Linked DNA regions of Homo sapiens: region 1 is linked to region 2. A link is a contact called in ENCODE Hi-C or POLR2A ChIA-PET data. All regions are on one chromosome and are shown on one strand. The core of a region is the stretch at or near the end of the contact, and the rest is flanking DNA. Distances in the headings are between cores, read along the strand shown. Region 1 holds the start of DUSP3 (dual specificity phosphatase 3). Region 2 holds the start of NAGS (N-acetylglutamate synthase).

Region 1 (6,915 bases), core at 4,039-6,538, 230 kb before region 2:
ATGGTGGCACGTGCTTGTAGTCCCAGCTACTCAGGAGGCTGAGGTGAGAGGACTGCTTGAGCCCAGGAGTTGGAGACCAGTCTAGACAACATAGCAAGACCCTGTCTCTTTAAAAAAGAGAGAGAGAGTGGCCAGGCGCGGTGGCTCATGCCTGTAATCCCAGCACTTTGGGAGGCAGAGGGAGGCGGATCACCTGAGGTCAGGAGTTGGAGACCAGCCTGACCAACATGGTGAAACCCCATCTCTACTAAAAATACAAAATTAGCCAGGCGTGGGGGCGCATGCCTGTAATCCCAGCTACTTGGGAGGCTGAGGCGGGAGGCTGAGGCAGGAGAATCGCTTGAACCTGGGAGGTGGAGGTTGCGGTGAGCCAAGATCGCGCCATTGCTCTTCAGCCTGGGCAACAAGAGTGAAACTCCATCTAAAAAAAAAAAAAAAAAAAAAAAAGGAGAGAGAGAAGAGGAAAAAAAAGAGTGGGAAGAGATGGCTGCAGGGCCTCATCTGCTGTACTTTGTCCTGCTTGGATGTGGTGACTGGATCCCATCTTGGGACCATGACGGGAGCACCCAACACTGAGGTGGCAGAAGAGAGAAAGGGAAAGGGCCTGGTCCAGAGGCCACCATGGAGCTGCTGAATCAAGCAGCCCCTTAATCAACCAGCCCCCATGCTCCTTCACCTCAGGACTTCTTGCCATGCACATTAACACATTAACACATCTTCCTCATCGTTACAGCTGTTTGAATGGGGGACGTGTAAGCAACTGGAAACCAACCTCCAGCCAAAGTGCAGTCAAACGCGAGGACCCTGGGGCTGCCATGGTGTGAATGAGTTGCACATCCTGTGACACACGGGGCCACTTGACAGCCAGCCAGGTGAGCAGAGAGAGACCTACAGCTCTGTCGTTCACCCCAGAAGATGGGAAACAAGGGAGTTTCTAAGAAGAGACCTGTTGTGGGCCTGTTTTCCAGAGGGACAGTCCAGTCAGAGCTGCCTCCCATCTTTTCCTGGTGGGAGGTCCCTTACCATTCTTTTGAGCCAAAGCCTGGTCAATGAAGTCGGCAGCCCTTTCAAAGTAAGCGCTGAGGTTGAACTCCTGTGTGTCGTTGGCCTTGATGCCCAGGTATGTGATGCCGGAGTCCTTGTAGAAGTTGGCATTGGTGTTGACGTGCATGAAGGACCTGCCCTCAGCCGCGTTCAGCACATGGGTGATGCCTAGTTTCTGCAGCTTGGGGATGTCCTGAGCCACAGACCTGGACAGGAGACAGTGGTGGGGATGATTAACCAACCAAATGGCAGCCCCAGGGGGAGGAAGATGGAGAAGGATTTAAGCCTCTTAGCAAAGCAAGGAAACCCTCCATGCTCTGGCCCCTGCCAGCTTCTCCTGCCTCATCTTATGACCTCTTCCCTCACTCTGGCCATATCGAATTGCCAGCAGCTTCCCCAAATAGACTGGTGGTTTCATAGCCATGCTGTCCCCTCTGTCTGGAATGCTCTTTCCCACCTTCTCTGGAGAAATGCGCCCTCTCATCTTTCACACCCTCCGCAGTGTTTGTCTCCCCTCCATTCCATTTGGCCCCATGCTCCCTAAGCTGTGGTGGGGGTGTACATAGCCAACTGGTTACAGATGGGCTCTGGAACCAGACTAACTGGGTCTGCATCCTGCCCAGGTACTAGCCAGGCAACCTTAAGCAAGCCATTTAACCTTTCTGTGCCTCAGTTTCCCTCTCTGTAAAATGGGGATAACAGTGCCTTCTCCTTGAGGTTGTTATGAGTATTAAATGGGCTATTCCATTGACAGAGCTGGACACGGTAGTGAGCACTATGATTCTAATGCTTGATTGTGCTTCTGTGTTTAGACATCCAGACTGTGAGCTCCTTGAGAGAGGAACCATGTCTGCTTTAAGTCTGTTTCCCCACCATCTGCTATAGTACCTGCTACATAGTAGGTGCTGAATAAATAAGCGGTGAATGAGTGCAAAAGAATAAATTTGTCACGTACCAGGCAGCCCCCTCCCTGCCCCCAGAGGGATCCTACCTGCCACATTCCACTGGCTACGTTTCCAAAGCTCTTTTGGGTGATTTAGTACTTGGGGAGTAAGTGGCCCCAACAGAACTATGGGAGGTTACAAAATAATTTATCTAAGGTCGGGTGCAGTGGCTCACACCTGTAATCCCAGCACTCTGGGAAGCCGAGGCAGGTGGATCACCTGTCAGGAGTTCGGGACCAGCCTGGCCAACATGGTGAAACCCCGTCTCTACTAAAAATACAAAAGTGAGCCGGGTGTGGTGGTACATGCCTGTAATCCCAGCTACTCTGGGATTACAGAGGCTGAGACAGGAGAATCACTTGAACCCGGGAGGTGGAGGTTGCAGTGTGCTGAGATTGTGCTATTGCACTCTAGCCTGGGTGACAGAGTGAGACTCCGTCTCGAAAAATAAAATAAAATAAAATAAAAATAATAATTGGTCTGAATGGTGAAAAGGCCCCTTTATTTCATCTCACAAAACATCCCAGTCCAAATAGCAGTTTATACTTTATAAAATGCCACCTCCTGTGTGATCTTGCTTGCCCACTGCGAGCAGCCCTGTGAGGAACAAGGATGGCAATATCCCTGCTTAACAGAGCTTGAACTCAGGCCCAACAGGATGAGCAGAGGGATGGGCACAGGCCCCGTGTGCTGCTGGTGGCAGATCTGGGAGAAGACCTCCTTTCTCCCGACATCCAGCCCTGCTCTATCTTCCACCTCACTCTGCCCCTCATGCCCACATCTGCTGCAAAACCCCCAAGGCCTGGCACATGTGGCTCACACAGGCTCTGGCTCTGCCTTGTGAGGACGTGGCTGCGGCCCTGATTTTGTTAAGGGAATGGAGCCCAAATCCTCTTGGTGCTTGGTGCTCACTGATCCTCCCTGTTGAGGAACCCCCACACCCCTGGCCAAGTCAAGGTCAGAGGTGCTTAGAGGGCAAGGGATGTATTTTCTACAGTGGCCATCAGCAATTGCCACTCTGGCTACACCAGACGTGTACAACCTTGGTTTCCACTTGGGAAGTGATGACAGCTGAATGGCCAACCTGCCCAAGCAAGCGGGATTCCTGAGGCTAACAAGGCCTGCTTGCTGCTTGGTGCAAGAGGAAGGGTGTCTCTAGAGCTTTCCAATTCCTGAAGCCTTTGGCTGACACTGTGGGACTCTGTTTATTCCTGCTTAGGACACCGCGCAAGACTGTGAAGCAGTGGCTGATAGAAAAAAACACTTTGAAGAGTCACTCCCATTCATCTCCCTTCTCTAATACTTTTTTTTTTTGAGATGGAGTTTCGCTCTTGTTGCCCAGTTGGAGTGCAACGGTACGATCTTGGCTCACTGTAACCTCCACCTCCCGTGTTCAAACGATTCTCCTGCCTCAGCCTCCGGAGTAGCTGGGATCACAGGCGCCAGGCACCATGCCCAGCTAATTTTTGTATTTTTAGTAGAGACAGGGTTTCACCATGTTGGTCAGGCTGGTCTCGAACTGCTGACCTCAGGTGACCCACCCGCCTCGGCCTCCCAAAGTGCTGGGATTACAGGCGTGAGCCATCGTGCCAGGCCTCTAATACTATTAATAATTCAACATTCAAAAAATTTACAATTATCATTATTACTATCTCTACTATGAATGAACATTGTACAGTGCCTGACATAAAGCAGGTGCTCAGACTGGTGAATGAATGATGGAATGGATGAGAACTGTCCCCATGAGGCTGGGGCCTGATGGACCCCTTCTAGTTCCATGATGACCCCCATTTCCGTGGCAGTCCTTGGCAGGCTAAACAGCAGGTCATAGCGGAGGTCAGGAAATACATACATGAACAAGACATTGACCCTGTCCTTGTAGTCCCTCACACACTCTGAGCCACCATTTCCTCCTCTGTAAAATGGGAGGAGGGTTAGTTTTGAGTTTTCAACATGCCATCCTTGGGCTGAGCCATGAAGCTTAGGATTTTGGTAACTGGGTCCTCAGAGTATCGTGAAAATCCAACTTGAGGCTTTCCAAGGCTGTACAGGCATGCTAATATATTCTTTCTTGAGGCTCCTATTTCACATCTCAGAATGTTAACACTGGTTCTTTCCTGCTGATTAGACATTCTTACTAGAAAAAAAATTTAAAATTTAAATTAAAAAAAATCTCTTACTGTCCGGGTGCGGTGGCTCACGCCTGTAATCCCAGCACTTTTGGAGGCCGAGGTGGGCGGATCATGAGGTCAGGAGTTTGAGACCAGCCTGGCCAAGAGACCAGCCTGGCCAATATGGTGAAACCCCGTCTCTACTAAAAATACAAAAAGTAGCCAGGCGTGGTGGCGGGCGCCTGTAATCCCAGCTACTCGGGAGGCTGAGGCAGGAGAATTGCTTGAACCCAGGAGGCAGAGGTTGCAGTGAGCCGAGATCTCGCCATTGCACTCCAGCCTGGGTGACAGAGCCTGGGGGTGAAAGGTCAAGAGCCTTTTCTAGGTGGTGGCTCAGGTCCTTAGGGGGGTTATCACTGGACCGTTCTAGAATCTCCTGTAAATCAAATCACATCTGGAAGGTGGGGGCCTGGAAATCCCGGCCCAGCTCCCCGGACTCGCTCATTTGGGGTGTTTAGGTTCCCTGATCCGGGACTGCCGGGCCGGGAAAATTCCATGCCCGAATTGTGACGTCGGCCCGTTGCCATGGCGGCGAAGGCAGACATTCCGCGGTGACCTCACTGCAGAACCAGGCAGCTGTCACATGACGCGCGGGCAGGAGACCGGCCGGGCGACCGAGGGTCACCTGTTAAGTGAACATGGTAGCCCCGACCCCGCCCAAGGCCAAGCCCCAAGCGGGTGGCGGCTGGGACCCGGGCAGGCGCCACCCGGGCTCCGTGCACCCCGCCACGGGGAAGGGCCGCGCCCGGCCAGGCAGGGTTCCAGTTCCTTGGCCCCACGCGCGGGGGTAGGCGTCGACTCCAGGCCCCTCCCAAGCCCCCGCTGTGGCTCCCGGAGGGGCCATCGCGCCCGGGCTCCCCCAACCCAAGACTCGCGACACCCCGACCCCAGCCTCGGGTGGGCGGGGCGTCCCGAGAGGGACGGCGGGGCCGGGCTCGCGAAAGGGACTCACGCGTTGCCCACGTAGATCCGCGGGGTGACCTCGTTGCAGGGCTGGCTCGGGAGGCTGTAGCAGCCGCTGCCGTCCGAGAGCAGGTCGTTGAGATCCTGCACCGAGAGCTCGAACGAGCCCGACATGGCGGCGGCGGGGCCCTGCACGCCCGGCAGGAGCAAGCGAGGCGGAGAGCGGCGGATCAGCTGGGCGGGGGCTCGCGCCGGGAGCCGCCCCGTCCCGCCCCTGGGGCGGGCCCGCCGGGCTCCGGGAGCTGCGGAGCGCGGGCGCCGTGACGCGGGGGCCCCGCGCGCCACTCCTGGGCGCGTCCCGGGGGGAAGACGCCACCGCCCTGGAGTCTCAGGGGTCCTCGCCCCATCCCGGTCCAGGCCGTTTGTGTATCTTTGTAAACTGGCAAGCGCGGTAACTTCCTTCCCTGAATTAAATGCAGGGCCCAATAAACATTTCGTGGCGGAGGTACACCTAGGGGTCGCTTCAGTCTTTCATGATTACAGGGACCGCCGGGTTCGGCTCGTGAGCGGCTCCCTGCAGTGGAGGCACCACCCGGGCGCTTGACAGAATCCCCGCCCCAGCCCAGCCCTGCTGGATCAGAGTGGACATTTTACGGACCCCAGGAGGTCCCTACGGTCAAAGTCTGAGAAGCCCTACTCTGGGGCGCATCTGCTTTCAACATTCATTGAGAGTCATCGTCGTGCTTAAAAGCAGTCAGGTTTGGAATTCTGAGGAATTACTTAACCTGAGCCTGTTTGCAGGGAAAAAAAAAAAAAGCGGGATAGTAATGGTACCTAATTCTAGGGTTGCTGGAAGGGTTAAATGTGACATTCAAAGAAGGCACCCAGCACTGCATGGCGAGCACTCAATAGGTGTTAGTCCTTCATCAACAAATGCGTTGAGCACCCAGTGGGTGCTATACCCTGTGCTGGGGTGGAGATAAATCAGACTCCTGCAGCCCTTCCTGGAGCAGATGCCAGCCCACCATAAGCCACTCAGCATTTCCTGAACTCCCACTAAGTACAAAAGATAGTCTCTGTACTGGAGGAAAGCTGCCCTCCCCTACTGCCATGAAAAACTGGCAGTTTCCTTCCTGCAAAAGGGCAAATTTGGCCTTGAATTCAGGAACCCCACATCCTGAGCCCAGCCCTGCCACCAACTTGGTTCTTGAGTAACGTTGCTGCTGCTGTGGTCTTCAGTTTCCTCATTTGCAAAAGGAATTGGATCCGATTATCATTAGGGTCAACTTTCTCCTCCTCCAAAACTTGTGGTCTTGCACCTTCAGGGGAGCTATTGCAGTGGAGACTACTTAGCTGATAGCCCAAGATGTGTAACCAAGGCTGGAATTTCTGTATCCCTCACCCCACCCCGTGCCTGCCCACCCCTCCCGGTGCACCACTTCTTTCCTTCTGGTGTTGGCTGGCAGCATCTGCATTCTAAGCAGCGGGGAAAGCTTTCGAGTTCCTTGACCTTCATCTTGACTTGAGCCGAGGTTAGCATTAAAAACACAAGCCCAGAGGCAGCCAGCCATGCTCTGCTGCTCCTACTCCCTTCCCGGGACCTGTCCCTGATGTCATAACTGGGTAACTATGACAGCTTGTCATGGGGACAGCTAGGCACCTCACAGAGGAGTCTGGGTACCTCATTTCTGAAGTGAGACTAGGAAGAGAAGATGAACAATTCCCTGGATTATCTGGCCTACCCTGTTATCGTCTCTAATCACAGGCAAAGCACAACCTTCAGAAAGAAACTGGACTTTGGCCACTACGTATCTCACAAGAATAGAATACAAATAGGTATGTGGGCAGTTTGG
Region 2 (3,925 bases), core at 1,240-3,739:
GAAAACAAAAAAACTCAATGAGGAGGTCCTATGTCAGCCCCTCCTTCCACTACAGAGTCTCCCCCCCGGGACAGTGTGTCCGAGGGGTGGGGGACTGCGGGGAAGATCCCAGAAACGGGTAAGCGCACTCACTCGGCCTCCCCTGGAGACTCCTCAGGAGGGAAGTAGCCCAAGCCCTGCTCCCCAAAAAGGCAGAGCCCCAGGTGTCAGGACTCCAGCATGGGGAGACAAAACCACGTGCAAGAAAGCAGGGAGGAGCAGGGGTAGGAACTGAGGGTGCTTAGGGTCTGGCCATGCCACTGACGAGCTGTGTGACCTTGGCCAGGTCACCTCCCCTCTACAACAACAGAGGGTCCTCTTTCCCCCTCTACAACAACAGAGGGTCTGACTGGATCAGAGTGTACCCAAGGGCAGGATGTGTGCAGCTGACAGTGCCCAGCACATGGACACAGTATGAAGTAACATTGAATCATATCCTGTGAATGTTTTCAAGCCTTTCAACTCCTTTCCAAAACTTGCTTAACAGCATGGATCTGGAGCAGAACTGCTTCCTAGACCAGCTCCACGGCTTGTGAGCTGAGTGACCCTGATCCTCACATATTTCTGTACCTCCATTTTCTCATCTGTAAAATGGGAATAATGATAATAGCTATCCTGGAGTCACTGAGAGGATTAAATGAATGACTATTTGTGAAGTCCTTTGCATAGTGCCTAGCATTCGACATGTGTTAGCTATTCCTCTACCACACAGAAGGCTTTGCTTGGTGCTAGGGTATCTTTAACACATGGCACCTGCTAACCTTCCATGTTACCAAGAAAGCAGGCAAGCTATGCAGATGGAATATAATGGAATGTAATAACATTGTTTTCCTCTCACTTGATTCTTTTTTAATTTTGATTTTAATTTTAATTTTAATTTTTTTGAGACAGGGTCTCATTCTGTCGCCCAGACGGGAGTGCAGTGGCACAGTCTCAGTTCACCGCAATCTCCTCCTCCCAGGCTCAAGTGATTCTCTGGCCTCCTGAGTAGCTGGGATTACAGAAACATGCCACTACTGCCTGGCTAATTTTTGTATTTTTAGTAGAGATGGGGTTTCACCATGTTGGCCAGGCTGGTCTTGAACTTCTGACCTCAAATGACCCACCCGCCTCCTCACTTGATTCTTAAGGCTTATGGCAAGTGATACTGGCCTAGTTACAGACCTAACATGGATAAACTTTAAGTTTAAAAAGGTTAAAGAGGGCCGGGCGTGGTGGCTCACGCCTGTAATCCCAGCACTTTGGGAGGCTGAGGCAGGTGGATCACGAGGTCAGGAGTTTGAGACAATCCTGGCCAACATGGTGAAACCCTGTCTCTACTAAAAATACAAAGATTAGCCGGGTGTGATGGTGTCTGCCTGTAATCCCTGCTACTCAGGAGGCTGAGGCAGGAGAATCGCTTGAACCCAGAAGGCGGGGATTACAGTGAGCCGAGATCGCAACACTGCACTCCAGCCTGGGCAATAGGGTGGGACTCCATCTCAAACAAACAAACAAACAAAAAAAAAAAAAAAAAAAAGGGTTACAGAGGTCGAGTGAAGTAGCTCACACCTGTAATCCCAGCACCTTGGGAGGCAGAAGTGGGAGGACTGCTTGAGCTCAGGAGTTCACGAACAGTCTGGGCAACATGGTGAACACCCGTCTTCAAAAAAAATAATTTTTTTTTAAATCAGCTGGGCATGGTGGTGTGCATTTGTGGTCCCAGCTACTAGGGAGACTGAGGCAGGAGGATCATTTGAACCTGGGAGGTGGAGGCTGCAGTGAGCTATGATTGCACCACTGTACTGCAGCCTGGGCAACAACAGAGTGAGACCCTATCTCAAAAACCAAAATAAAAAACTCTATTTTATTTTATTTTTACCAGATGTGATATTCGATAAAGAAAAGCATTAACACTAAAGTATTATAAGTTTTGAGGGGTGTTTTGAGGATATCACAGAATTCCTCAAGCTGGTACCCAGTGACTGGAGTTTGGCAAACCCTGGTAACCTCATGGTCATTCATTAGGATCTTTTTTGAGCTCAGGCAACAGGACAGACAAGGCCAGCACCACCCGCCCCCGCCCTCCCACTGCCCCCCTTCTTCTACTCTTTCCAGCGCCCTCCTTCCAGCCCCCTGCCCAGCCCTGTGCTCAAAGCCACCTACAGTCCCTTCTTCTCTGGTCAGAATGCCAATCATCCAAGGCCCTGCAGACTCCCAAAGCCGCCCCTGGAACCTACCTTGGCAGCAGATTAAAGACAACCCGCCACATTTAGTCTCGGCCCCATGACCGATAGTGGGTTCAGTTCCTCCAGGGGCGGGGGAGCCTAGTGGCCCCGCCCCCTGACTCATGGCCTGACCCTCCTCAAACGCACCCAGAGGAGACTCCTGGTCCCCTGTCCGGACCCCGCCCCGACCAGGTCCAGCCCCGCCCAACGGCAAGTTAAGAGCCCCCCAGTGCCAGACGCTCCAGACAGACTGCCACTCTTGGGGGGCAAGAGTTGGTTGTCGTCATGGCGACGGCGCTGATGGCTGTGGTTCTGCGGGCAGCTGCTGTAGCCCCGAGGCTGAGAGGCCGGGGAGGCACTGGGGGCGCCCGAAGGCTGAGCTGTGGCGCGCGGCGGCGGGCGGCGAGGGGCACCAGCCCGGGGCGCCGGCTCAGCACCGCCTGGTCGCAGCCCCAGCCCCCGCCCGAGGAGTACGCGGGCGCGGACGACGTCTCCCAGTCGCCCGTCGCCGAGGAGCCGTCGTGGGTGCCGAGTCCCAGGCCCCCGGTGCCCCACGAGTCCCCAGAGCCTCCTTCGGGCCGCTCGCTGGTGCAGCGGGACATCCAGGCCTTCCTGAACCAGTGCGGGGCCAGCCCTGGGGAGGCGCGCCACTGGCTCACGCAGTTCCAGACCTGCCATCACTCCGCGGACAAGCCCTTCGCCGTCATCGAGGTGAGCGGAGCCCGGCGTGGGCCGTGACGCAGCGAGGGGATGGGGTTGTGCGGCCACCTGTCCTCAGGCATGGCAGGATACGCTGCGGGCTCTGCGCAGCGGAAGCGGGAAGGAGCCCGGCAGGGCCCAGACCAGCGCCGCCGGGAATGGGAGAGGCCGTAAGCTCCTCCGGAAGCCTCCCGCCCAGCCCGAGTGAGGATCCTGGGGGACCCCACCCGCCAGGTGTGATGCTCTGAAGAAGGCCCCCAACATGGGCGCAGTTAGGGGTTCAGAAGGACCTGGACAGGAGCCGCTTGCACTGCCCCTCCCCCAAAGATGTCCCGGAGTCCAAGGTCGGAGGGAGGAGGGCGGGAGGTACCCCAGCGTGAGACAAGGGAGTGGCAAGACCCAACGGGGCAAAGGGCGGAGCAGGTGGGCACTGGTGGCCAGAACTGGGTCCTGACAGCTTCTGGAAGGGTAGGGTCACCGAGACGGCCCTGCAGGCCAGGCTGTGGGAGCCAGCGGCTCAGGTCCGTGTCACGCTCCTTGAAAGCCCACTCCTCCGCAGGTGGACGAGGAGGTGCTCAAGTGCCAGCAGGGCGTATCCAGTCTGGCCTTTGCCCTGGCCTTCTTGCAGCGCATGGACATGAAGCCGCTGGTGGTCCTGGGGCTGCCGGCCCCTACGGCTCCCTCGGGCTGTCTTTCCTTCTGGGAGGCCAAGGCGCAGCTGGCCAAGAGCTGCAAGGTGCTGGTAGACGCGCTTCGACACAACGCCGCCGCTGCTGTGCCATTTTTTGGCGGCGGGTCTGTGCTACGCGCTGCCGAGCCGGCTCCCCATGCCAGGTGAGTGCCCGCCCTGCCCGCCCAGGCGTCCTCAGAGCGTGCTACTCTGCCCGCCCTGCCCCGTCCGGCAGGCCTGGAGGGGGCCCTCTCGAGCACCACGTCTGGCCCACAGCTACGGCGGCATCGTCTCGGTGGAGACAGACCTG

Evidence for each region. Hi-C counts contacts between places; a loop is a spot of excess contacts on that map. ChIA-PET counts read pairs that join two places held with the same protein, here RNA polymerase II (POLR2A). Pooled maps may share reads with other maps.
Region 1: a loop to region 2 is called in a map with no recorded cell type, with 13 times the contacts of the local background. The contact joins the promoter of DUSP3 here to the promoter of NAGS in region 2. A Hi-C loop is called at or near these places in 2 of 37 single-sample maps with no recorded cell type and 9 of 50 pooled maps. POLR2A ChIA-PET finds 5 or more read pairs at or near these places in 3 of 52 experiments (A549, PC-9 and endothelial cell of umbilical vein).

What each region holds. Positions count from the first base shown.
Region 1 is chr17:43,773,689-43,780,603 of GRCh38, forward strand. DUSP3 (dual specificity phosphatase 3) reads right to left here and starts at 5,289. Exons shown (of 3, transcript NM_004090.4): 1 at 5,112-5,289; 2 at 1,024-1,250. The coding sequence starts at 5,236. It overlaps CFAP97D1 (CFAP97 domain containing 1), which reads left to right and starts at 6,747. Exons shown (of 6, transcript NM_001136483.3): 1 at 6,747-6,898. The coding sequence starts at 6,775. RefSeq lists an enhancer at 4,553-4,847 and a silencer at 4,780-5,469.
Region 2 is chr17:44,002,133-44,006,057 of GRCh38, forward strand. It overlaps NAGS (N-acetylglutamate synthase), which reads left to right and starts at 2,490. Exons shown (of 7, transcript NM_153006.3): 1 at 2,490-2,957; 2 at 3,505-3,779; 3 at 3,892-3,925. The coding sequence starts at 2,532. It also overlaps a transcript of PYY not described here. RefSeq lists an enhancer at 3,413-3,925.